Regions from separate parts of the Mus musculus genome. Here regions 1, 2, 3, 4 and 6 are each linked to region 5. The links are chromatin loops, found by intact Hi-C in ENCODE. Cell type or tissue: heart. All regions are shown on one strand. Region 1 overlaps Arl3 (ADP-ribosylation factor-like 3). Region 2 overlaps Sufu (SUFU negative regulator of hedgehog signaling). Region 3 holds the start of Arl3 (ADP-ribosylation factor-like 3). Region 4 holds the start of Trim8 (tripartite motif-containing 8). Region 5 holds the start of Actr1a (ARP1 actin-related protein 1A, centractin alpha). Region 6 overlaps Arl3 (ADP-ribosylation factor-like 3).

The links. A loop is a pair of places that touch in the nucleus more often than their neighbours do. Peaks named below come from ENCODE experiments on the same cell type or tissue, not always from the same donor. Only the 100,000 strongest peaks of a DNase experiment are listed, where the experiment ranks them.
Region 1: it touches region 5 in a loop (2.5-fold over the local background); 3 of 42 quality-filtered maps call a loop at or near these places.
Region 2: it touches region 5 in a loop (4-fold over the local background); 22 of 42 quality-filtered maps call a loop at or near these places.
Region 3: it touches region 5 in a loop (2.7-fold over the local background); 4 of 42 quality-filtered maps call a loop at or near these places.
Region 4: a loop joins it to region 5, with 4 times the contacts of the local background. A loop is called at or near these places in 12 of 42 quality-filtered maps.
Region 6: a loop joins it to region 5, with 2.1 times the contacts of the local background. A loop is called at or near these places in 6 of 42 quality-filtered maps.

The regions. Positions count from the first base shown.
Region 1 is chr19:46,560,403-46,564,402 of GRCm38, forward strand. All of the region lies in intron 1 of Arl3 (ADP-ribosylation factor-like 3), which reads right to left. Among named protein-coding and RNA genes, the nearest start is that of Arl3, 11 kb to the right of the region's middle. In heart, a CTCF peak has its summit at 1,861 (motif pointing right); DNase peaks (open chromatin) are centred at 1,999 and 2,909; H3K27ac peaks cover 2,093 bases.
Region 2 is chr19:46,450,428-46,454,427 of GRCm38, forward strand. Sufu (SUFU negative regulator of hedgehog signaling) reads left to right here. Exons shown (of 12, transcript NM_001025391.2): 5 at 152-237; 6 at 464-536; 7 at 2,735-2,888. Among named protein-coding and RNA genes, the nearest start is that of Trim8, 49 kb to the right of the region's middle. In heart, a CTCF peak has its summit at 2,260; DNase peaks (open chromatin) are centred at 2,194, 2,626 and 3,336; H3K4me3 peaks cover 410 bases; H3K27ac peaks cover 2,441 bases.
Region 3 is chr19:46,571,498-46,575,497 of GRCm38, forward strand. Arl3 (ADP-ribosylation factor-like 3) reads right to left here and starts at 1,685. Exons shown (of 6, transcript NM_019718.3): 1 at 1,543-1,685. The coding sequence starts at 1,545. Sfxn2 (sideroflexin 2) reads left to right here and starts at 1,868. Exons shown (of 12, transcript NM_053196.3): 1 at 1,868-1,962. In heart, a CTCF peak has its summit at 1,933; a DNase peak (open chromatin) is centred at 1,744; H3K4me3 peaks cover 2,756 bases; H3K27ac peaks cover 2,332 bases.
Region 4 is chr19:46,500,621-46,504,620 of GRCm38, forward strand. Trim8 (tripartite motif-containing 8) reads left to right here and starts at 1,028. Exons shown (of 6, transcript NM_053100.2): 1 at 1,028-2,393. The coding sequence starts at 1,824. In heart, CTCF peaks have their summits at 1,557, 2,235 and 3,545; DNase peaks (open chromatin) are centred at 1,001, 1,161, 1,661, 3,161 and 3 weaker places; H3K4me3 peaks cover 4,000 bases; H3K27ac peaks cover 4,000 bases.
Region 5 is chr19:46,394,494-46,398,493 of GRCm38, forward strand. Actr1a (ARP1 actin-related protein 1A, centractin alpha) reads right to left here and starts at 1,248. Exons shown (of 11, transcript NM_016860.2): 1 at 1,137-1,248. The coding sequence starts at 1,184. Sufu (SUFU negative regulator of hedgehog signaling) reads left to right here and starts at 2,403. Exons shown (of 12, transcript NM_001025391.2): 1 at 2,403-2,791. The coding sequence starts at 2,610. In heart, CTCF peaks have their summits at 2,276 (motif pointing right) and 2,482; DNase peaks (open chromatin) are centred at 728, 1,268 and 2,388; H3K4me3 peaks cover 4,000 bases; H3K27ac peaks cover 3,265 bases.
Region 6 is chr19:46,527,417-46,531,416 of GRCm38, forward strand. It overlaps Arl3 (ADP-ribosylation factor-like 3), which reads right to left. Exons shown (of 6, transcript NM_019718.3): 6 at 3,693-3,970. The coding sequence ends at 3,923. Among named protein-coding and RNA genes, the nearest start is that of Trim8, 28 kb to the left of the region's middle. In heart, CTCF peaks have their summits at 1,747 and 3,471 (motif pointing left); DNase peaks (open chromatin) are centred at 1,185, 1,595 and 3,705; H3K4me3 peaks cover 3,294 bases; H3K27ac peaks cover 4,000 bases.

The DNA of each region.
Region 1 (4,000 bases), 170 kb after region 5:
AAGCAAAGCCAGGCGCACACCTTCAGCCCCAGCACTCAGGGAGCAGAGGCAGGCAGATCTTTATTTTCAAGGCTAGCCTGATCTACAAGTGAGTTCCAAGACAGCCAAGGTGACATAGTGAGAGATCCTGTCTCAGCAAACACACAGAAGAATCAAACGACGATACTGTTTTAAGGTCATAAACTCTAATCTCCCAGCCAGGGTAGATATTCCTTTGAGCCGAGCCTTAGATTTAGAATTACACAAAACGCGTGTGTTTCTCACCCACACTGCACCAGGCAAGGATTCGAGCCAATCTGTTGGGTTTTTTTTTGTTGTTGCTTTTTTATTTTGGTTTTTCGAGACAGTGTTTCTCTGTGTAGCCCTGGCTGTCCTGGAACTCACTTTGTAGACCAGGCTGGCCTCAAACTCAGAAATCCACCTGCCTCTGCCTCCCAAGTGCTGGGATTAAAGACGTGCGCCACCACGCCCGGCAGTACTGGTCTTTGGATAATGACATGAAAATGTGCAGGCGGGCGAGCAGCCCCCCCGTGTCCTCTGTGGCCGCTGCGCTGGGGCTGAGGACGGCTCTGGCCTCTCCCCGGCAGCAGAATGCAAGACTTAGTCTAAGATGAAGGCTGAATAAATCTGGAGCTGGGCGGGTTTTGTTATTGTTTAAGGAAGGGCAGGCTTTTGCTTCTATTTTCATCACTCAACTCTGGCTGGTTTGAGTCAATTCCTTCTTCAATTTATGAGAAGTCTCCTGAGTTACTACTATTGGCTCAAAACATTTGACCTTCATCTAACCTTTATAAGAACCCAACAGGAGAGTCGCAGAGCATAGCTTAGCTGTTGCAGAAGAAAACAGACACGACAGAGAAGTGGAGACATTGTCTATGGCATTCACAAGTCAACACCTGAACAAGGTTGTTTCTCAGTTCTTCTTTTTTTTTTTTTTTAAAGATTTGTTTATTATATGTAAGTACACTGAAGTTGTCTTCAGATATACCAGAAGAGGGTGTCAGATCTCATTACGGATGGTTGTGAGCCACCATGAGGTTGCTGAGATTTGAACTCAGGACCTCTGGAAGAGCAGCCAGTGCTCTTAACTGCTGAGCCATCTCACCAGCCCTCTCAGTTCTTCTTAGCTATATTGAACTCACACATTATCAGCGCAATCCTTCAGGCCCCATGGGGACTGGGATATAAAAGCACTCATCCTGACACCCCGACTGCATGCTCCTAAAATACACTAAAATACAGTAATTTGTCAAATTAACACATTAAATGGCACAGGTAGATGCTCCTGGCTTAGATCCCCATGCAGACAGTGTCAAGAAAAACCCCGTTGTCATTTTACAGAAAAAAAATTTTTTAAAGATTTATTTATTATTATATCTAAGTACACTGTAGCTGTCTTCAGACACACCAGAAGAGGACGTCAGATCTTATTAAGGATGGTTGTGAGCCACCATGTGGTTGCTGGGATTTGAACTCATGATCTTTGGAAGAGCAGTCAGTGCTCTTACCTGCTGAGCTATCTCTCCAGCCCTACAGAAAACATTTACCATTTACAAAGTTTAAAGTCAGCGTTTTCTGGGGCTGGAGAGAGGACTCAGGAGTTAAGAACACTGTCTGTTCTTCCAGAGGTCCTGAGTTCAATTCCCAGCAACCATATGGTGGCTCACAACCATCTGTAATGGGATCTGATGCTCTCTTCTGGCCTACATGCAGGCAGAACACTGTATACGTAGTAGTAGTAGTAGTAGTAGTAGTAGTAGTAGTAGTAATAAAGTCAGCATTTTCAGTTTTTCTTTTTGATTTATTTATTTTTGTTCTTTATTCATGAGTGTTCTATCTGCACATACACCTTTATGCCAGAAGAGGGCAGTCAATCCCATTCTAGGTGGCTGTGAGCCACCATGTGGTTGTCAGGATCTCTGGAAGGGCAGGCAGCCAGTGCTCCTAACTGGTGAGCCATGTCTCTGGCCTGCATTTTCAGTGTTTCATCAAGTGCTTCCTCACTAAAAAACCACTTAATAGGGCTGGAAAGGGGAGTCAGCCGGGAAGAAAACACACTGCTCTTGCAGAGGACCCAGGTTGGAGTCTTGCACCAACATGGGTTGGCTTCCAACTGCTTATAAGCAGTTCCAGCTTACAGCAGCTTCCCAGCTCCAGCAGGATCCGATGCCTCTGGCCTCCTAGGGCACCTGCACATACCCACATGGCAGACAGTTAAATCATAGAAAAGGAAAGAAATCACTGGGTACTGTTGTTTGGAGACCAAGTTTTTCTCACATACTCATTATAATATCTGAAATTGAACAATTAAGGGAAAACACCATTTTCTTGTTGTAGTGCCCCACTGAAATGAGTGAACTTTCCTCCACATGTGAGGAACTGAACTGGGTGGGCATGCTACCACCAAGCCTCATGCCTAGCCCTTGCTTTATCTTTGTTCTGTTTTGAGAGTAGATTCACTATGTTAGCCCTGGCTGGCCTGGAACTCAGTATGTAGACCAGGCTGGCCTCTGACAGGGATCCTGCCTCAGCCTCCCAGGTGCTGGGATTAAAGGTGTGTACCGGGACACCTGCCCCTGCCCCCCCCCCCCTCCGAATTCCTACTCACAAAGGAGTGAAGTACAGCGAGAGAATACAAAAGCTGTTCTAACTATAGGCACCTTCAGTAACCTACAGTACAAAATGCAGTACTTAAAATCTCTAATGAGCACTCTTCCTTATTTGGCAATGACGTCAGATGCTTCACCCTTAAGTGAGATGACACAGAAAGAGAAAGTTCAGCTAATATTTTCTCCCTTCCAGTAAGATGAAAATGGCATCTCAAGCGCAATGGGGACACAGTGCTGATGCTACAGCGCCCTGTGCCAACCCAAGCATCCAGGACAGGATCACAGGATTAGCCAGGGCTCGCTTGCTTGCTAAATAGGGAGGAGGATATTTATAGCTGGCAGGGCTCTGCCCGAAAGGTACAAGGTAAGCTGATTTAAGAGTCGAGATGAAAGAGAGCAGGGTACTGCGCCCTGAGCTTGTGTGTCGTCTCCACGCTGCGTCTTATTTTAAATGTCAGGTGAAAGGAAGCATTCATTAAAAGTTAAGTTTATGACGGGGATGAGTTTTACTGTATAAAGACAATGAAGTTAATTTTTACAGTGTAATTTGGACCCAAACAGTGTAATTACAATTACAGTGTAATTTGGAATTTCTATGTAGACCAGGCTGGCCTGGGACTCAGAGATATACATGTGTCCTACTTACCAGGTGTTGGGATTGAAGGCGTGTGCCTCCACACCTGGCTTGGACTACAGAAATGTAGCTGCCTCAAATCCATTTCCACTCAACTCATGGCAGAGGCATAGTGCTCTGACCCCAAAGACACAAACTAGGTCATACAGAAACCAGAGTGGAGGGGGTAGGGGTGGGTGGAGGAATGTGCTGGCCTATGGAAGCAGTCTGACTCCGAGGAACAGCTACAGTTTAGGCACTGTAACCCTAAGCTGCCAAGCGCATGCTCTCCCTAACAAGCTTAAACAGATTTCAAGGTCATGTCACCTCTTAACAGGGTCCCATCCACCTCAAACGAAGAGCCTTCAATTTTGTTTTCTTTTTTTGTAATTATTTTTTTTAAAATGACACTTGTTCACTTATTTCATGTGTGTGCATGAGTGTGTGCTCGGTACAAAGTGCTTGTGGAAGTCAGCTGATAGCATACACCTTCACCATGTGGGTCCTGGGGAATCCCACAAACACAGGCCATCAGCTCAGCGGCAAGCCCCTCCCCGACTGAGACGCCTCATCTGCGTTCAAACCTTCTTCTCTTTCTTAGCATTTTTCTATGGCATAAAGACAAACATTGTTCCTGAGGAGCCTAAAGACTCGGAAGGATGGGGCCCTTCTCAGTGGCCGCCACCAGCTTGATGAACAGGAGGCCGCTTCTAACGTCAGACTGTGCTCAGCTGCGCCGACTCCATGCAAAAAGGAGAAGGACGAAATCTGCTGAGGA
Region 2 (4,000 bases), 56 kb after region 5:
AGCACCTCCTAAGGGAGCCATTACATTTTGGGGACACCAGCCTTGAAACAGACCCTACCTATGTGTCCCCTACTTAAGACACCCCTGAAAAAGCACAGATAGTTGGAGGGATGGACATTAAACCACAGTGGCTTCTTATCCTGGGCCACAGATTGTTGGTGTCTGCACTGAGGAGTTACATTCAGCCCAACAGTGGAACGGGCAGGGCATCCTGGAACTACTACGGACAGTGCCCATGTGAGTACATGTCCCCATAAGGTGGAGGCCTGGACCCTGGGTCTTCAGGGTGGCTGTCCTCCCTCCATCCCACCTGTAGAGTTCTTGCTTTGCTGTTTGGGGCACTCAGTTCTCTGTGGTCCCCGACCACTAACATTTCCCTTTATGATCTGGGCCTGGGACAGCAAAGGCTATGTCTGCCGATCAATGCAGGCCCCCAGTTACCACCGTCTCTCCTTGTCCACAGTGCTGGCGGTCCCTGGCTGATAACTGACATGCGGCGGGGAGAAACCATATTTGAGATCGATCCGCACCTGCAAGTATGTCTTGAGTGAGGAAAACCTTGCTAGCACACTCTTCCAAATACCACTGGCTTTCATCCTGACAGAGCGGAGGAGCTCTGTGTGTGAGCCAGTAGGATAAGGCATGGTCTGTCGCCTGAATTCTACAGCTCACATAGGAAAACAGAGATTTCAGCCCAGAAAAGCAAGCCTGACACATATATGTGTGCATTTAAAAAGAATGGACTTTATTATATGTAAGTTACATATCAACTTAAAGTTAGATCACCACCAACAAAGAAAGGTAATCATAAGGAATATTGCTTCTTTCCCTACTCCTCCATTTTACCACATTTTCAGGGAGCTGCCCTCCCCTGTATCAGACAGCAGCACAGGCTATGCTGACCCCACAGCCCATTGCAGGATGCTGATTGGTCTAATGATCCTGTCATTCTTCCTAACTCACTCCCCAGCCCTGCCCAGGTAGGTTGGCACTCTCTGATGTGTGGAAGAGTCGTTAGACCCTGCCAGTCTGCAGCTGACACTACTGTGACTGCTTGGGACAGTGTCAGTGTCACTTTGTGGTTTAGAATAGATGGTTGCTTGGCACACAGCTGCATTCTGGAAGCCCCGGAGCATTGCTGCATTTCTTGCACACCATGCAGGGGTAGAAGCACCAGAGCCCAGCTCCTTCTGCTCACCTCGCAGCAGAGGCAGGCCATGGACATCTCTGAACTTGACATGTTTCTGTAAGGCTCCCATGGGCCTGTAAGGCAGGCCATGGCAGCGACTAGGCACTTCAAATTGTACAGTGGCGTGTAGTTTGCAGACCTATGGGGTCTTTGCTACCAACCTGTGAGTTCTGGGGCACACAGCCTCTTCCTTTACACATGAGGCTCCTCCACTTTCTGGGTACCTTTAACCCTGAAATGGTCTCGATGATGCCAGGGGTATCTCTGCTTCGAACCTGCTTTCTGTGTGGCTTCTGCTTATGTAAGAACCATGGAGGCTTCATCCCCTAAGCCTTGTTCTGCAGCCATGCTGGGACACAGCATGGGGCTCTGTAGGCTCTTGTTTATCTCCTATACTCAGAAAAAAACTTGGTCCCCTGAATTAGTAGAGCAAGCAGACCCTTCCCCTGAGGGTCTCAGGGCAGCTGCTGGCAAGAAAACTCAGGTTCTCCCCAAGCAGCTCCAGCCCCTCTCCTCTGCTCTGCCGGAAACAGCTAGAGCTGTGTCCTGCCTGCTGCCTGCCTGCCTCATCCAGGCAGCAAAAGCAGCAGAAGAGAGAAGAACGGGTGGCTTATGGATAGGAGACCATCTGTGACCAAGGCATAGAACAATGCCCTTGTCTAGGAGCCCTGGAGAGGGACAGACTGGCACAGGGACATGGGGGCTCTGAGGAGTTTTTCACAGGAGGCTTATTTGGCCTGTATGGCTGTTTATGGACAAGGTTGCTAGCGTCTTCCAGATGACCTTTGAGCCAAAGCCCAGCACCACAGAATTAAGTTTTACCAGAAAATCCAGCGATGTTTTGAGTACAACTCTTCCTTGAGGCCATTTGGAGAAAGTTTAGACTGAAGCGTGCCAATGTCTACACAAAGGCAAGGCCTCTGGGGAAGTGTGCACCCGTCACTGCCCTTCAGACCCCGATTGCAGCCTAGGAAATGGAAACGAACCCCATCCAGAGCCCTCTGCCAAAGTTAGCTGGCATAGAGGCACAGGGAGCACTTCTGCTCTGGGGCGATGGCCCCCTCTAGCTGTTATAATGAAGAACTGCAGGTATGGGTTCCCAAGTCAGGGCGGGCTTCTACCCTAACTCCTGTAGGGGGTGAGGTGGGGTATGTATGATCATTGTTGGAGGATCAGGAAGAGGGGAAGCCTTCCACCTTTCCTTAGAGAAATAGGTCTTGTCTCCTCCATCAGCTCTGAGGGCCACAGCTGTCGGGGCTGAAAGATGCACAAAGGCCTTTGTGCTGGATGTTGGTGGGAAGGAAGTGTCCAAGGCTCATTCCTGCTGCCTCCCCTAACCCTGTTCCCAGAGGAGTCCAGGGGCTGGCAGGGGCCGTTATGCTTGTAACAGAACAAGGTCAATGAGACCCTGATCTCATAGCAGCTGTCCATGCTCAGCACCTACAAGGGCTAATACTGGAAGTGGAGTGGCTGGGCCAGGGTCAGTAACCTTGGGGCACATGAGTTCACTGAAGGCACTCTGACTCTTTGGTTCTTTTCAAGCAGGAGAGAGTTGACAAAGGCATTGAGACAGACGGTTCTAACCTGAGCGGCGTCAGTGCCAAGTGTGCCTGGGATGACCTCAGCCGGCCTCCGGAGGATGAAGAGGATAGCCGGAGCATCTGCCTCGGCACACAGCCTCGGAGGCTGTCTGGCAAAGGTTGAGACCTTCCCTTGCCTTGCTCCCTTCCTTCCAGGTTCCCCAGGACAAGTCTCTAACTAAATAGCAGCCCACTCTGATTATTTTCTGACAAATGAATTTTTCCAATGTGGGTGAACTATATATGAGCATTATTGGCCTGTTTGTAGCTATTTCCTGTGTGCATTTCAAACACACTAGTATACTCTGTGTGTACACTCTGCCCCTTGGAATCTGACCTCATGTATGTGAGTATGAACCATGGAATAGTTAACAGAAAATGTACACAGTCCACCCAAAGACACTACAGCGTATGTTCACCACCACAGAACTGACACAGACCCCAGCTCTGGCCTGAAGGCCATGCCAAGCCTGAGAACCTCTCTCCTTGAACCTTCCTGGGCTTTTAATGAGAGGGAGCGAGTGTGAAGCCCGACACTGGCCTCCTCTGCAGTCCCAGAGTCTGTGGCAAGTTAGCTCCCTCTGCCTCTGCCTTCTGGGTAAGCTCTCGGAGGAGGAGGAGGATGTGGCGTCCTGTTGGATGCTCCCATGCTGCTCTTGGCTCCAGAAGGACTTGTGGGGTTTTTTTTGTTTTGTTTAGTTTTGTTTTGCTAAGGCTGTCCCTGGCTAATGCCAAAGGAAAAGTGGCCATTTATATACATGTATGTTTAAGGCTTTCTGTCTCCTTCCTTTCTCAGTTCTTCTTTTTCATTTATCAAAGAATAAAATGCCTTTGGCCTTGAATAAAATACCTGACTTGGTTTACTTTGGAGACAGGGTCTCATGTAGCCTAGGCTGACCTCTAACTTTCTGTGAAGCTAAGGATGACCTTGAATTCCTGAGCTGCCTCCTCCTCCTCCTCCGCAACTTCAACTTCTAGTGCAAACATCTGAGCCCTTTTCTTTTCCTGTGTCAGGGGCTCACGTCCAGTTGCTTCTGACAGAGGAATGCCGTAGAGAGGCTGGCAGTCATGTCTATAGCTGCAGTCATCGCTGCTCTTTTACTTCTTGTTTACCTCGCAGACAGGCTCTCTTGCTCTCTGCAGCGTAAGCTGGCTTCTCATTTCCTGCCTCACACGCTCATGTGCTGGGATTACACACATGTACCACCATGCCCAGCATTGTTTGTTTTTT
Region 3 (4,000 bases), 180 kb after region 5:
CTCACTGAGCTATACCCCTAGCCCTAGGCTTTGCTTCTTTTTTTTTTTTTTTTTTTTTTAAAGATTTATTTATTTATTATATGTAAGTACACTGTAGTTGTCTTCAGATACACCAGAAGAGGGCATCAGATCTCATTATGGGTGGTTGTGAGCCACCATGTGGTTGCTGGGATTTGAACTTCAGACCTTCAGAAGAGCAGTCGGGTGCTCTTACCCACTGAGCCATCTCACCAGCCCTAGGCTTTGCTTCTTAAGTCAACAGAAATGCCTCAATATTTTCACAAAAATATTGTGTGTGTGTGTGTGGGGGGGGCAACAGGAACCTGTTCGGAGCAGTTAGTAAGCCAACCAACCTGTTCTAAATGCCTTAATATCAAGTTTTCTTTGACTAGCTCTAAAAATATTCATTTCCCCATAACTTCATTTTTACTCTCCATCTACCGCGTACAGAATCAACAAGGGCAGAGAGATGTTCAGCAACGCTCAGTGTTCATTTGCCAGCATCCACGCGATGGTTCCCAGACATCCGTAACTCCAGTTCCAGGCAACCAAAGCTCTCTTCTGGCCTCTGCAGGCACCAGGCACACACGTGGAGCACAAACATACATTCAGGCTAAACACCCATACATATACATTAAATAAAATAACGATTTTAAAAAATCAACAAGGAACCGAGTGTTTCTGGTCAAAAATCTGTCACACATCATACACTTTGGAAAAGCCTTAATTAAGGTTAACGGAGACAAGGCTTGCTTCAAATTGATGCTCACTTTCTATTGTTCATTCTTTTTAGTTTGAGGTGAAGACCTTTGGTCCTCCTGTGGCCTCAGGCAAAAGGACACTGCAAATTTGAAGGAAAAGCTAGGACACGGGAGGTTAATTTGCTTCTATCTACATGGAATAAATACGGAGCAAAAAATCGCTCATCAACAACCATTATTTCTTCGCAGAACTTTCAGCGATTAAGTTGGGACTGCAGGAGCGCACCCACCACAGAGACATCCATTCCCAGCGGTACCTCTTATTGTCCTGGGACTTACTCCCTACACACCTCTCACTCAGAGACGCGAGCATCTAGGAAAGCCAGGTTACAGCTCCCTGGTGCTGCCAGGGTGATCTCAAAGACAGTAGAGCCGCGCCTCTCCCACTTTTGGCTGGTTCTCAGATGAACCCCACAGTCCCGAGGCGCCGAGAGGTCGACTCTGCAGTAAGATCTGAGAGCTTGGTCTGATCTCCGCAGCTCTAGAGTCGCCTTCATCCCAGTCCCTAGAAAGATGATGGTGCCCAGGCTTCCCCGCTAGCCAAGCACTCCATGCCTCGAATCTATCGCAAACCCCTCTTTTCTCTCCAGGCCTAGGCCTCCCTCCAGGCCCACTTTAGGGGCTCCTCCTTCGCCCCTGAAACCGATCTAGAACCCCAAAGATCAAGGCGAGCCCCATCCCACGTCCTCCTCGGCTTTACGCGCAGCGCCCCGCCCTGGGACTGGTGAAAGGAGGGGGGGTGACTGGTCAGCTCTGGAGGGGCCAGGGCCCCCACACTCACCATCCTCAAGCCGAGTCCCTCCTCCTCCTCCTCCGCCTCCTCCTCCTGCCTCCCCCGTTACCAGGGGTAACTGCTGCGGCGCCGCCCCTGACGTCCCTCGCACGCACAGCGGAGGAACGGAGCAGCGGGATGGGGCGGGGTTCTGCTCCTCTCTACCCAAAGTGCGCAAGCGCGCCAAAGCGCCCGCCCATTGCGCAGGCGGTCTCGGGAGGGGCGGGAGGGCGGGGCGGGCTGGTGAGCGACCCAGCGGGAGGTGCAAAGCCGCCCACGTGGCTGGCCGGAGCCTGTGGCCTCTGATTGGTCGGAAGTGGGGGCGTAGGGCGAGGGGGTGGTTCCCGGGCCTAGCCGCGACACTTCAGTTCTGCTTTCCTGGTCAGCTTCGCCTGGTGGCAGTCGCGGGGTGCATCCCTCTGGGACCAGGTAAGAGTTCGCAAGTGCAGCCAAATGCACAGCTACTCCTAATCCCCGCGCCTCCGAAGGGAGCGTGGTTCTGCTCTGTTGCGGCTGCCAGGCGCTGCGTGCTGGACTTGCATCTGCAGAAGCCGCGTGGCCGGAGGGACCCACCAGGGCTCCAATGGATTCTTCCCTTCTGACCCCGGTTGTCTTCGGGTGCCAGGCTTTAGGGCTCAGGAGTTGCGGCTACGTCTCTATCTCCACATTCTTGTTAGAATCCAGGATAGGTGATTTGTACTGTGTTGGGGGAGGTCGCCTGAGAGAGGGCGAGAGATAGGGAGGTTGGGGACCGGTCCCTAGCATTGAGGTTAGCTGGCAGCGGGAGTGTTAGATTGTTTGGGATCTGCTGGATTTTGCTAAACCGGGTTAGACTGCAAGCGCTACCTCCCGCTCCTCTCACGCCCAGGGCCGACCACAGGACCTTTGTGGCATGTTGGTTCCCGACAACCTGCCTTCGTGGAAATTGCATTCTTCCTAGTGGAATGTTTTTTTTTATATGAGGTTTAATTTCCTTACAACCCTAGAAATCGGTTATTGTAGATGATAAGAGTCCGGACTTGAACTAACTTGTAAACTATTTTTTTTTTTTACTTGTAAACTATTTTATAGTGTTGCTTGTAAACACTGTGGCCCAGGTAGGAGTGCTGTTTGCCCCCGGGGACTGAACTCAGAATGCAGGGGTTTGTACAGGGTAGGCAAGCACTCTGCCACCGACCTACATACACTACACCCCACACCTCAGAGCTGTTTATACCTGTTAATAAGCAGAGAACTCTTCCAACAGCTCATAGTTTAGGTAGAAGTGGTATCTCTGGAAGTCTGTTGATGTGTGTTTACCTGTTATCTATCTTACAGGTCCATGTATGTCACGTACATAGAGAGCAATTCCTGTCGCAAAGAAAGGGTGACATATTATTATTATTATCAATAGTTTAATCTGGGGTTCAGGCGTTACCTCTTTCACCAACCTAGTTGCCATTACTTAAACAAAGGCAGATTTTTCCAGTATGGGTTTTCAGGTTTGTTGTCGTTGTTGTTTTGAGAGTCTTACTATGGAACTCTGGCTGGCCTGGAACAAAACTATGTAGACCATACTGGCCCTAAATTTGCACAGGACTGCCTCCTTCCTGGGTACTTCTGGGCACTGGGTACATAGTGCGAAGCTTTCAGGTCTTTTTTACAACCAAGTAAAGAACTTTCTATAAAACCTTTAAAACTATTTGCTTTACGTATATGAATGTTTTGTCTGCATGTATGTAAGTGCATCATCACATGTGTCTTTGGTACCCGGGAGCTGGAGTTATGGGTGGCTGTCAGTCACCAGGTGGGTGCTGAAAACTGAACCCAGGGATTCTTGCAGAGCAGCGATTGCTCTTTAAAGTGCTGAGCCATGGCTCCAGCCCCACAGTCAGAAACATCTGCTACCTGCCTACTTGTATCGGATCCTTGGAGGGAAAAGTCAATTCTGAATCTTGACTAAAGAAGTTCAAGGTGATCAGACAGAAGGTGGTGGCGCACGCCTTTGATCCCAGCCCTTGGGAGGCAGAGGCAGCTGGATCTCTGAGTTCGAGGCCAGCCTGGTCTACTAGGACAGCCAGGGCTACATGGAGAAACCCTGTCTCAAAAAAAGGAAAAGGAAGAATAAAAGAGGCACTAGGTGAGTTGTTAGATTAGAGACCCCTCCCCTTCCGTTTATCTACTAATCTACTGCTCTTCACACTGGGGCCCTTTTGTGGGAAAAGGCACATTCAGGGTTCCCTCAGGTAGCACGGTATCTGTTTTCACTGTTACCTTGGAGTCCCGATGAGTGTGTCTGTAAGCAGGAGCCTGGGCCTGCTGGTTTAATTATTACCGTCATTCTCCTGCTTGTTCTAGGCAACCTGACGGTAGTCTGCTATTTCAGTGGTCTTTGGTCTGCTCTTGCAGAGTTTTGAGCTGCCTGGACCTCCCCTGGCCAAGTGCCCACAGGGCAAATATTCTATGGGGGCAAGTACTCTTACCTCAG
Region 4 (4,000 bases), 110 kb after region 5:
CAGATTATTCTTGAAATAATACACGCAAGATGGCTGAAGGTGGCTGTGATGAGTGTTCGGGCTGGGGGGTGGTTTCTTCCTCTCCCCCCTTTTTTTTTCTTTTTTCTTTCTTTTTTTTTTCTTTTTTTTTTTTTTTTTTTTTGATCTAAGGATAAAGCTCTGAAGCGACAGCCGCAGCGGAGACCCTGCCCGGAGTGCCCGCCCTCCCCTCACTTGAGAAGCTGCGGGAGGACAAACGGACCCACGGACAGAGCGACGGGCGCGGGCCCGCCCCGGACGCGTCTCCCGGGCAGCGCTGGGGGCAGCAGGCGCTCGTCGTTCTGCCGACTTCTTCCAATTTTAATCTTTTTAAAAGATTTTTTTTTTTTTTTTGGAAAGGATCGGGATGGGTGGAGCAGAGGTAGAGAGAAATCAAGACTTGGCATTTTTCTCCTTCTCTCTCTCCTAATTTGTTGGAGACCACCAGCCCTCCCCTTGGAGGAAAAAAAAAATCCCACCAAAGGGAGGGTGGAAAAGCGAGCTACAGGACCCTCAAGCGCGCGCCCGGACCCCCAGTCCCCACCGCGGCCGCTGGGAGCTCAAGATGGCTGGGCGCTGAGGACGCACCCGGCCCGGCTGGCTCGGCCTGGCCCCGCCGCCGCCGCCGCAGGCTGGCTCCGACCGCAGCCCGGAGCCTTCCAGGCCGGAGCAGAGGCCGAGAAGAAAAGAAAGTGGGGGGGAGGGGTGGGGTGGGGGGGCGAAGGGGGAGGGCCGGGCGGGGGGAGGGGAGGGCCGGGAGCCGAGCCTCCTGTTCATTAGCAGTTGAGAAAAATTCCTTTCTAGTTTGATCAATCCTTGTTTTCCTCAGCGCAGGCGAGGCGCCCGCCCAGTGCGGGGACAGGGAGTGGGGTCTCTCCGCGGCGGGGGCGCCCTGCGCGGGGCCTCCAGGGAGCGCAGAAGTAGCGACGAGGGGGTCAGGCCGGAGCACCTCCCGGGCTTCTCCCTCCCTCCCTCCCTCCCTCCCTCCCTCCCTCCCTCTCTGGTTGCCTTTTTTTTTTTTTTTTTTTTTCCACTTCTCTCCCTCCCCCTTCCGTTTCTATTTGTGAAGGGAGGAGGAAGGCAGAGGCGGGCTGGTGTCTCTGGCCGGGGACTGGAATTTCATCTGAATGACTGCCCCAGCGCGCACGCAGCGCCCCGGAGTCGGCCCGCCCGCGCCCTGCCACCCGCAGCCGGCCGGCCAGCTGGGGGACGCCTGCGCCACGGCCCGGGGACCGCTGGCGCGCCTTGCTCGCCGGCTCCGGCTCTAGCCAGCCTCGGCGCGGCCGAACTAGCTTCCCGTGCCCCCTCGGACCTCGGCCGGGATCCAGGCGAGGAAGGCGCGGCTCGCACCAGCCAGAAGGTAGCCACTGTCGCCGCCAAAGGAAGAGTGCGGCTCCCCCGCTCGGTGCGCCGCGGGGCGCGCCCCGATGTCAGCCGCGGGGCCGAGCGCAGGCCGTGGGCCGCCGCTGCCCTAGCCGCGCTGCCCCGGAGGCGGCCTGTTATATGGAATTTGGACCACAGCGCTCTCCTCCAGGGCTGGTGCCCGGGCCGCGGCCCTGGCGCAGCCCGCCGCCTCCCGCTAGCCACTCGCCAGGAGGAGGAGACGCAGCCGGCGGCGCGCGCGGCGCGAGGACCCAGGCTCCCTCCTCTGGGGGGCGGGCACGCGGAAGGCGCTGGTGACTGAGCGACTGGCGCGGCCGGCGGGGACCGGAGCTCCGGGCTCGGTGGGTCCCCAGCTGTACCAGACGGATCCCCAGGGTTGGGGACTTAGAGAGGTCTACCCGGGCCCCCTGCCCGCAGCCGCCATGGCGGAGAATTGGAAGAACTGCTTTGAGGAGGAGCTCATCTGCCCCATCTGCCTGCACGTTTTCGTGGAACCGGTGCAGCTGCCATGCAAACATAACTTCTGCCGGGGCTGCATCGGCGAGGCTTGGGCCAAGGACAGTGGCCTTGTGCGCTGCCCGGAGTGCAACCAGGCCTACAATCAGAAGCCGGGCCTGGAGAAGAACCTGAAGCTCACCAACATCGTGGAGAAGTTCAACGCCCTGCACGTGGAGAAGCCGCCGACGGCACTGCACTGCGTGTTCTGTCGCCGCGGCCCCCCGCTGCCGGCACAGAAGGTCTGCCTGCGCTGCGAGGCTCCCTGCTGCCAGTCTCACGTGCAGACGCACCTGCAGCAGCCCTCCACCGCCCGCGGGCACCTCCTGGTGGAGGCGGACGACGTGCGGGCCTGGAGCTGCCCGCAGCACAACGCCTACCGCCTGTACCACTGCGAGGCCGAGCAGGTGGCTGTGTGCCAGTACTGCTGCTACTACAGCGGCGCGCATCAGGGACACTCGGTGTGTGACGTGGAGATACGGAGGAATGAGATACGGGCAAGTACACTGAACGCGTGCGAACACACGCACACGCACACACACACACACACACGACTTGGGAGCCACCCATCCGCACAAGCTGACTCTCGTGACATTAGCCTAGAGGCCCTCTTCCAAACTCTTCCGTAAAAGTTTGGGGGGCAAGGTCCTGGGGGAAAGGCCCTGGCTGCTGGATGCATTCTCGCACCTGCGCCCTTAAGATCTCTCCTTCAGTCATTTATGGAATTGGGGGGAGGCTGTTAGAAGTAGTTTGGAGTGTTGCTTTTCTGTTTTGCGCAGTTTCCCCCCCCCGCCCCCCGCATTGTTTCTGTAAGCTCTACGGGAAGTCACCAAGGCAGTGACCCCGGTCCTGCTTCTCCAGCTGCTGTTTATGTAATGAGTGTCCTGGTGCCGCTGCTGTGGCTGACATGATCCATGATGCTGGCATACCAATGAGGAAGTAAACAAAGCAGCCATGTTAGTTTTCAGCTCTACTGGAAACACTCTGGGGGTTGGGGGGAGCTTCCGGAGATAGAGAAGAACTCTGGCATCTAGCTGGGCAAGGCCTGGGTGTCCAGAGGAGTCCCCGACTGTCGGCTCTTCTAATCCGTCCTAGTAGACGCTCCCCAGGCTAAAGCTGCTCTCTCTATACTTGAATGCTGCCTGCGCCTGGCATGAACAAACCTTAAAGTATGTGACTTCTTCACCCTGGGCTCTTTCCTCCCAGCCCTGCCCTCTTACACGGCCCTCCCACATTTAGGGAGGGGACGGGGAAGACGGAAAAAGAGTCCTGTGGGTTTAAGGTTGAGCCGCGTTGAAATCTGGTTTCAGGCAGCTGGCTCCCCTGGGCTGCCGGCTGGGTGATTACGAACCGCACCCCCTCCCATTGTATACACCCTACTGCAGCAGCCAATGTCAAAACCGCCTTCCCCCTCTTAGGCCTCTGGGCCTGGCTAGGGAACTGGAGTGGGGCATACTTCCGTCCCTTTCACTGGAAGGGGGCTCCTCCCAGGTTCCTCTCGGGTCCCTTGCCACTCTGGGTTGAGTCACACCGGGAAGAAGGAGTCGAGCTAAGACTGAGCCATCTTGAAAGCTCTTGCTAGGGGTCTTAAGATAAGGGAGCTGGGCTGGGTTTGGTAGGAACTGGGAGTGTGTGTTTAGGGTGGGGGCCCCTGGAGGCCAACAAGGCTGCTGCAGTAGGAGGAAGCTGGGCCTGTCCAGAATGTAGATGCGGGCTGTTTCCTTGGTGGTTGTGGGGGCTGGACGGAGACAAGGAGGGGACCAATCTAAATGAGTCACTGTTTAGCAATTAAAAACCACACATATACAACCAACAAAAGGCAGAAGGGCCACCGCAGGCTGAGGGCGGGGATAACAAAATTTGCTGTATAATTAGTTTGCAATTGCATGGGCCAGCTCTGGGGTTTTGTGCCAGGAGAGGCCTCTGGTTTCTTAAAGGAAGTGTGGGGGTTGGAGAAGTGGAGTCACTCCTCCCAGCATCTGGGAAAGGCCAAGTCCTGGGGAAGTGGAGGAGCCCTGTGGTCCTCCTCTCCTGACTCCGGTTAGGCAGAGCCCACACTTTACCCAGGGTTGAGGCTGCTGCTATTAATAAAGACTGTAGGGGT
Region 5 (4,000 bases):
TAGGTCAGAGGGAACTGGTAGTTTGCCTCAGGGGAGGGACCCAGAAAGTAGGAAGATTCTAACCAGTGTGGGAGGGACCAAACCTTTGAGTGAAACTCAGAAATTAAGACAAATGTCCCTCCTCATAAAAGCAATACTTAAGTTCTTTCTATTTGTCTTTATCGATGCATGTGTGGAGCGGTGCTTAGCAAAGGATTGCCATTTAGATAAGGCGATGAAGTTGTGGGGCACCATTGCTGTATGACCTTGGTCACCTCCACCTTCCGTGTTCGTACTGTGAAAAGAGGGGCAAACTTCCTCCTTAACCATTCACTTTTTGGGAGGCTTCGACTTGCATGTTGGTGCAAAGCGTCCTGGAAACGCTAGCGCACCTGACAACCACTGTGTCTGATAATCCCCCTGCCTCTCACCTGGGCACTGCAAACATCAAAGCATCTCGCCTGCTTTGTCACCCCCCTTTCTTCTTTACCTTGACTAACTATAATTTATAATCACAAAAATAACTGAAATCCCATGGCCATTTCTGGTACCGGTTTGTCCGGCCCCACCCAGATACAGTTCACTAAATTGCCCCTCCAGCTCACACCCAAGGAAACTGTCCTTTTTCACCGGTGGACCAGCCATCGCCTTCCGCACCCTGAGTTGCCGAGCCAATCCCTACAGCTCTACTGCACGGCACCGCCCCTTACAGAAGGGAAACACTATGGCGACCGGAAGAGCGACAAGCGCCGGAGCCAATGACTGCGGAGTGCTGTTCTAATCCGGCAAGGCCCAAAGGCGGGACCAATAGGCTAAGATAGACAGCAAGAGTAGCCAATTGAGTGATGGAAAACCAGAGCGAAGGCGGGTGTCGGGCTCTAAGAGAACGGTTAAGGCCCCCTGAGCCAAGGGTCCACGGACCCTTCCCGGGCTACAGCTCTTTCCTTTGTCTACCCTCAAATTCTCCATTACACGGATGTTGGCTGGCCGCCCTGCCTTCAAACTATGGATGTGAGGAGGACGCGGGCGGCGGCAGCTGAACCCGCCTGACAGGCCGAGCCAGTGACAAAGAGCTGGCGGCCTAGGCTGAAACCGCGGAAACAATCCTTCCTGGAGGAGAACACAGTCCCTTTAAAGATAGGAAAGATGCTACTCACGTTGTCGATCACAACAGGCTGGTTGGCGATCACATCGTAGGACTCCATGGCAGAGGAATCTTTCCCTCCGAGGAAGGAACTGCCAGCCCGGTCCGCAGCAAACGCCACTGACACGCATGCGCAGTCTAGTCGCCGGTACTGGGCATCCAGGGAGCCGCCCGACCTCGCCTCGGAGGAACTACAATCCCCAGCATTCTTTGCCCCAGGGCTTGCGCTCCAAACCGGGTCCCAGCCCGATCGGATTTAGGAGATTGGACAGTGTATTTCCTACACATGGTGGGGTCTGTAGTGTTTGTAGATTAAAGAGCCACAGTGTTGATGATTATCTTGCATGACTGGATTTGAGATCCCTTCGAAGGGGTTTCCAGTACACTCTTAAATTTTGGAGTCTGAAGTACTTGTGAGTAGTTGGGTTTGGATTTGTCAGTACTTCAGGGGCGGTTGAATTTTACAGAGTAGTTCTATCTCTCAGCCATTCCTTCACTTGGGCAATACAAACCATTAATAAACATCTGTCGCTCAGTGGTAGAATGCTTGCCCAACACATATCCCAGCAGCACCGGGAGTGGTGCTGGAAGCCTTTAATCCCACCTCTTTCGAGGCTAGTCTGGTTTACAGAGTTCCAGGACAGCGAGGGGCTATAGAGAAAAACCCTGTCCCGAAAAACAAAAAAATGAAACAAAAAGCAAAACAAGACAAAACCCATGAAGCAAAAGCCAATGGAGGTTATAAAAAAATACCTGTACGTTGGATGCCACAAAACCACGGGCCTAAAATATCATCTAAAGGTTTAGAAATTGTTTTATTATTTTTCTTGACCTTGATGGATGACAACATCCAGGCGAAGAGAAAGAATAGGTAAATTTTTTTTAAAACAGCCAGGCATTTTCCCCAGGCACATTTCGAGTTACCCTTTTTGTCAATAGTTCCAAGAAATATTAGAGTTGTAACATTAATAATAATGACATACTGTCTAATGAATTAGTTGTCAAGCTTATCTTAAAATTGTGTATTAGTAAAACAATATTAAGCGCTTCTTAGTAGTTGTGTAGAGCTTTCATAGGACCCTGGCGCCTCAAGGTACCAAGTCTCTGTTCTAAACTGGGTTCCTCCTAACACTAGGGGGAGGCCAAGATCCTTGGGACGCTCCCAACCCAGGGGCAGGGAGGCGGAGTCTATTGTCAAGTCACGCCTTCCCCACTTGTGACTGGCAAAGACACTAGCCAATAGGTGTCAGGAAAGGGCACGCTGACGCCCCGCCCCTTGGAGCTCCCCGCGGTCCCACAGCATCCTCTGGCCGACGTCTTGAAGGCTCCGGCTTGGGCGGACGGAGCCTCGTGCGCAGGCGCGGAGTTAGACCTCGCCGTAGCCCCCATCGCCTCGGGGAGTCTCATCCACAGTGGGTCCGCTGGCCCATAGGGGCGCTTTCCCTCCTCTACCCTCCCGGGTTCTCCGCGCGCCCTACGCGCCCCAATGGCGGAGCTGCGGCCTAGCGTCGCCCCCGGTCCCGCCGCGCCCCCGGCCTCTGGCCCTAGTGCCCCTCCGGCCTTTGCTTCACTCTTTCCCCCGGGACTGCACGCCATCTACGGAGAGTGTCGCCGCCTCTACCCTGACCAGCCGAACCCGCTCCAGGTTACCGCTATCGTCAAGTACTGGTATGCTCTGGGCCTCGGGAGGACGGGGTCCGGCCGGGAAAGCTTCGAACACCCGGGACGAAGTAATTTGCAGAAGGGGGAGGAAGAAAACGGTTTAAGTACTGGGGAACCAGGAGCTTCCTGGTGCTGTGGAAGGAGTTAGGACAGAAGTTGGGAATGGGGACAAAGGGTTAATGGATCCCTTGAGTAGTGAGGGGTTAACCCGGATTAGGACAACCGAGAACTGGGGGTGTATACAGAAGCGGAGGGGGGACTGTAAGAGCGAACTGTAAACGTGGAGAAAGGAGGGGGCGCCTGTGGTGGGTCATTAGTGGGCTTGGGGGAGCCAGGGGGCGGCTGGGGTGGGATGGGGGGGGGAGTGAGGCGGGGCCTGGAGAGCATTTGAGAGGGCTTTGGAGGGCACAAGACCGCGTAGTCTAGGGCGGTCCGGGAACCAGGACGCCCCTGTGGGTTAGGAGGGAGCAAGATGAGGGCATTGTGCCTTTGATGAGGGAAGAGTTGAGGAGAGGCCTTCTTTCAGTCTTCTTTCGGGACCTTCCCGAGCGCAGGAGCTTCTGTCATTCAGTGCGAAGCTGTTGCTCTTGAAGTTTGACAGAGCAGCTCTTCCAGATAAACTTTTTGCTTACTCTGCACAGTTCTCTTTCTCTCTGCAGAGCTTGCTTCTGGCTTTGCAGCTGCTTTAGCTTTAGGACGTTAGTTAAGAACAGGTTTCGGGAGAGCCAAGCATTAGCTCGGGATTGAAGGGGATCATAGCTCGCCACCAGGTGCGTGACAGAGACCTGAGTGGGCAGGAGGAATGAAGAAGCGCATTCTGTCTTGTCTTCGTGATTTCAGCCGAAGTTTAAAGATGCCCTGTAAAAGATCAGTTTCCAAATGGGCTGGCTGTCTTTGGGGGTAGAAATGGCACTTTCTCGTCTCCTATTCTTTTTTGCATCCTGTTTCTTCAGTCAGCCTTCAGACAAAACAGGTGTTATGAGACAAGTCCTTGTGGTCTTTCTGAACCAAAAATAGATTCAGAGGTGGCCACATTCAGGCAGGCAGTCGTTGTATTGTATGATCCTGAAAAGTTCCTTGCCTTGGGGTATTGGCAAATGGTGGTCCTGAAGTGAGGGATGCCTTTGCAGGTTACACACCCTTTAAAGCTGAATCTTTTTCCTATGTGGCATCCTCTTATTGCCTCTGGAGATGGGAGATGGGCTGTAGAGAGCT
Region 6 (4,000 bases), 130 kb after region 5:
TGGGTAAGGAGGGACCCTAGGAGTAGATGAAGGGGTGAGCAAGACCATAGCCCTCTAAGCCTGTCACCTTTCATGAGTGTCCCCATTAGACTTCTGAGTTTTTGAGATGGGGTTTCAAGTAGCCCAGGCTGCCCTTCCAAAGGCTAGCATTTTCTCTGGGCAGCTTCCAGCAAGAGGACTCAGTAGTAGGCAGTAGGTGACTGCAAGTGTCCCTGGCAGCCCTAATGTTCTTGACGGCTCCCTCCTTTTTGCCATCCATGGGGCTGAACCTATGCAAAGGAAGGAAAGAGATGTGCAACTGTGCTTTTGTGATGAGAGGACCTGAGGCCCTGGGGACTGGGAGTCCGGGAAGAGCAGGCAGTGCTAGCCTAGGGGACAACTGGTGCAGAGGGCTGTGGGAGGCAGCTGCTGAACAGGCAGGAGGTGAGGGCTGGGACTGAAGTGGGCTGTGGTACTGTTTCTTTGTTTTTTGTTTTTTTTTTTTTTTTTTTTTTTTCCTTTAGAGACAGCAGGGGACCTAGGTTTCTGGCTCCACCAATCCTTACAGGAGCTGTGATGCTGGCAAATTCCTTAGCTGAGGCAAAGGCCTCTCTGTTTCTTCCACTGCAAAGTGGGCTTAGTGCTGCCTAGTTACGCAGGAGGTGCATGGGGCTAGGGGTAAGGTGAGGCGGGTGGCTGCTGCTGCTGCAGCAATGGCGGTGGTGGTGGTTTTCATATCACCTGGTGGTGGTGTTTTTTTTCTGAAAACAGCCCTCCCTTGAGGAAACCTAACCTCCAAAAGGGCAAAGCTGCTTAGGCCCTCTTGGAGTTCCAGCAGAGATCACAATCCACTCCAAGACCGCCTTCGTTGCAGCTACATTTTATTTGTTGCGTTTTTTTGACAGACGTCTAAATTATACATTGAGCTTTCCACGTGACCAAACACCGCGTCCCTTCCTTTGATTATCATTTTCAAAAGGGACTAAAAAAAAAAAAAAAAAAGAACCTTCCGATGGATCACACCGAACCCCGAAACCACATGGAGAGCAGAGCTAAAAATAAAGGAAGAAGCATCCCGAAAAGGAGAGGGAGGGGGGAATCAAAGCGCACTGTGGAAGGGAATGGAGACACTGGGCCTGGTGAGGGTGACATGGTGTCACTCTCTCCAGGCCCAGGCCGGATAAGGAGCGGCCAACAGTGAGGGTGGGGCACGGACTGGCATAAAAATAGCCACCACTTTAGTCCGGAGGGGAATAAAGAAATCGTCAGAGACAGGGGACAGAGGGAGGGAGGGAAGTGTGGGGGAGGGCTTCGGTAAGACTGTCCTTCTGCAGCATCTCAGGCTGTGGACTTTTCTACCGGGCAGAGCGAACCACCGGCATAATCGCTGACTTTCAGCTGTGCACCGACATGTTCCCCAGCTCAGCCCCACATCAATGACACCCTTGTTTCCATAGTAACCAAGGGAGAGCGAAGGGGAAAGGGTGTATTGCACTGGGCGAAGGGAATCCAGCCAAAAGGAGCCACACAGGGAGGGTGAGAGCAGGGCTCGGTTTTTCCCACAACTGCTTGGAGTATACACTGTGGACTTTGCCTGCCCTCTGGCCTCGGCCCTCGCCCCCTGAACATTCAGAAGCAATGGTGCGCAGAGCAAAAGTCTTACCAGGGCTCACTGGGATGGGGGGGGAGGCACAGGGGCGGAGCATGCCCTTTCTAGCTTCAGACTCTGTTCTCTGGCCATGGCCACAGGGGGCAGGGGTGGCACGGCAGAAGGAAACGGGACTTTACAAGCATTCTGGTTTTACAAATGGGAGCTTTCAAACTGCAGTTTTCAGGCTCCATTCATTTATCCCCGGAGCCCCCGGAGGGTTCAACAGGGCTCACAGGGAAGATAAAAGCCTGTGACAACCACAGTTGTCTCTGGTGTCTCTAGCTGGGAAGCAAATGCGGACATTTACAGAGACAGCGATCAGAGCAGGGCAAGTCGCTCTGCCTATGAGCTGGAGCCGGGGGGTGGGGGTATGGGTGGGGGTCGGGGCTGTTTAGAACAGTTCCTTTAGTTGGTGGTAAGAGACCAAAAATGCATTACAACTCAAGCTCTTCCAAAGTCAGAGAGAGTCCCCTGGTGCAGCATTCCAAAACTGGACTTCAAAGCAGGCTTCCAGCCCCCCAGACAACATCCTGAAGCATATTTGTAAGGAAAAGCAAGTCTCAAGGGCCAAAGCTACATCTGGTGGCCTGAGATGGGGCATTTCCGATGCTTTATAGCTGTTTGCCACCCTTCAAAGCTAGAGGGATTCGGGTGAGTTAGAGAAGTCGATGGGAGAGGCGGCGGGCTAACTAGCTGAGGTTTAAAAACCTCACCTTCTTTTGTCTTGCAAGTCTTTACAGGCCCGTGCCTGTGCACTGCTACCCCACACCTCTCCCCAGCCTTTGTTGATAGCTTTCCTCCTGGCCACCTTTCAAACTGTCCAAGTTTCTCCCTCTCCAGAGTCCAGAATAAGCTGGGTACCATGGAGCAGGGACTTCTGTGGCACTTCCTGTCTTTGCCACCACACCGTGGTGGGCTTGGAAAGGGCCACCTCCCAGGATGAGAAGGCAGCTGGCCTCCCTGGCCCTACCAGGCATTGGATAGCCTCTTATTTATCCTCTGAAAAGCCCTGAGCTCTTGCCCAGAACAGTTGAATTCAGGAGCAGGCTATGCCCTGGTCTGCTTTCAGGGTTTGAGGCTGGGATTTCTGAGGGCTCAGGCAAACTCCTTTGGCAGTGGGGGAACGAATGGGAGGGGGGTACCATCCCTTCTGATCAGACCACAACAGGGTTGCTGGAAAGGGGTAGAAGAGCGCAGCATGGGACGAGTGGCTTTGGGGGGGGGGGAGGGGCCCAGCCCATGCTCTCAGCCTGCAGCAGATCCTTCCCACACCGTCTAGTTGCCAGCTCTGTAAGAATTGATCTCTTCTCAGAATCGATCTGCCTGGCTTTTCTCAGTGGAGCAGGTTCATGGCACAGCTGCATTTATTTTTAAAATCTGATAGCATCGGCCTATTGTGATCATTTAAACACAGAATTCTTTGAGCTTTAGAAATCCCCTCTGCAGAGAAATCAGCTAATCTCGGAGCCGGCTGCTCCCTGCTCCACTGAGCTGGAGAAAGCCTGTTTATGCTAGCCTGAGCCCTCGACGTGAGGGCTTTTTAAGGACCTTGTAATTTTTCTGGAATTAAACCTCCCAGCTCCCCTTACATTCCAGATGTCATTACAGTCAAAAGTCCTACGAGTCTGCTTCCCCGTGTGGCTGACAGGGCTGAGGGGATGGGAGAAGGTGGAGGGGCCGGGGCTGCAGAGGCCATGGCTCTGTGGCTCTGTAGTGACTTGTTTGCCAAGAATGTTCTTCTTTTTCTGTCCAAAAGTGAGGATTACACACAGCCCCTTACCTACCTGCCCAGAGGGTTTGGTGATCACCAGCTATTCTTTACCTCCCACAGTGGCTGCCTCCTGCAGGACAGACCAAAGCCCTGGCTCAGTTGCAGATAGGGGAAAAAAAAAGTCTCTGCCCGGCACCACCAACCATGCAGTTTCCAACTTGCAAGAGAGTGAGGGGACAGACAGGTCAGTAACAGAGGCAGCACAGCCGCCTGGGATCATCCGGCGGCAGGACAAGCGCTTGCTCCTTTCTAATCATGTGCTCTGAGACATTTAATACTATTTCAACTATGCAGAGGAAATAATATAATTCCTTTATTTGAAAAACGATACCGAGCCTCTGAGATCAGTTAAAATCTACTGCTGGGATGGGGATCTTTCTCAGGCTGCTGTCCCTCCCCGCCCGCCACACAGCTGTGGCTGTGCACAGACAGAAAAGCATTTGGTCAGAAAGCAGCAACCCAGTGTTTCTAGGGCTGACTCTAGCTCCCGGCTCCAGCGCCACCATCCGCCTGCCTCCGTTTTATTTCTTCTTTGCGTTGACATTCTTGCAGACCCAGTTCATGCCATCCTTTGAGGGAAATGGACAGAAAAAGGCAGT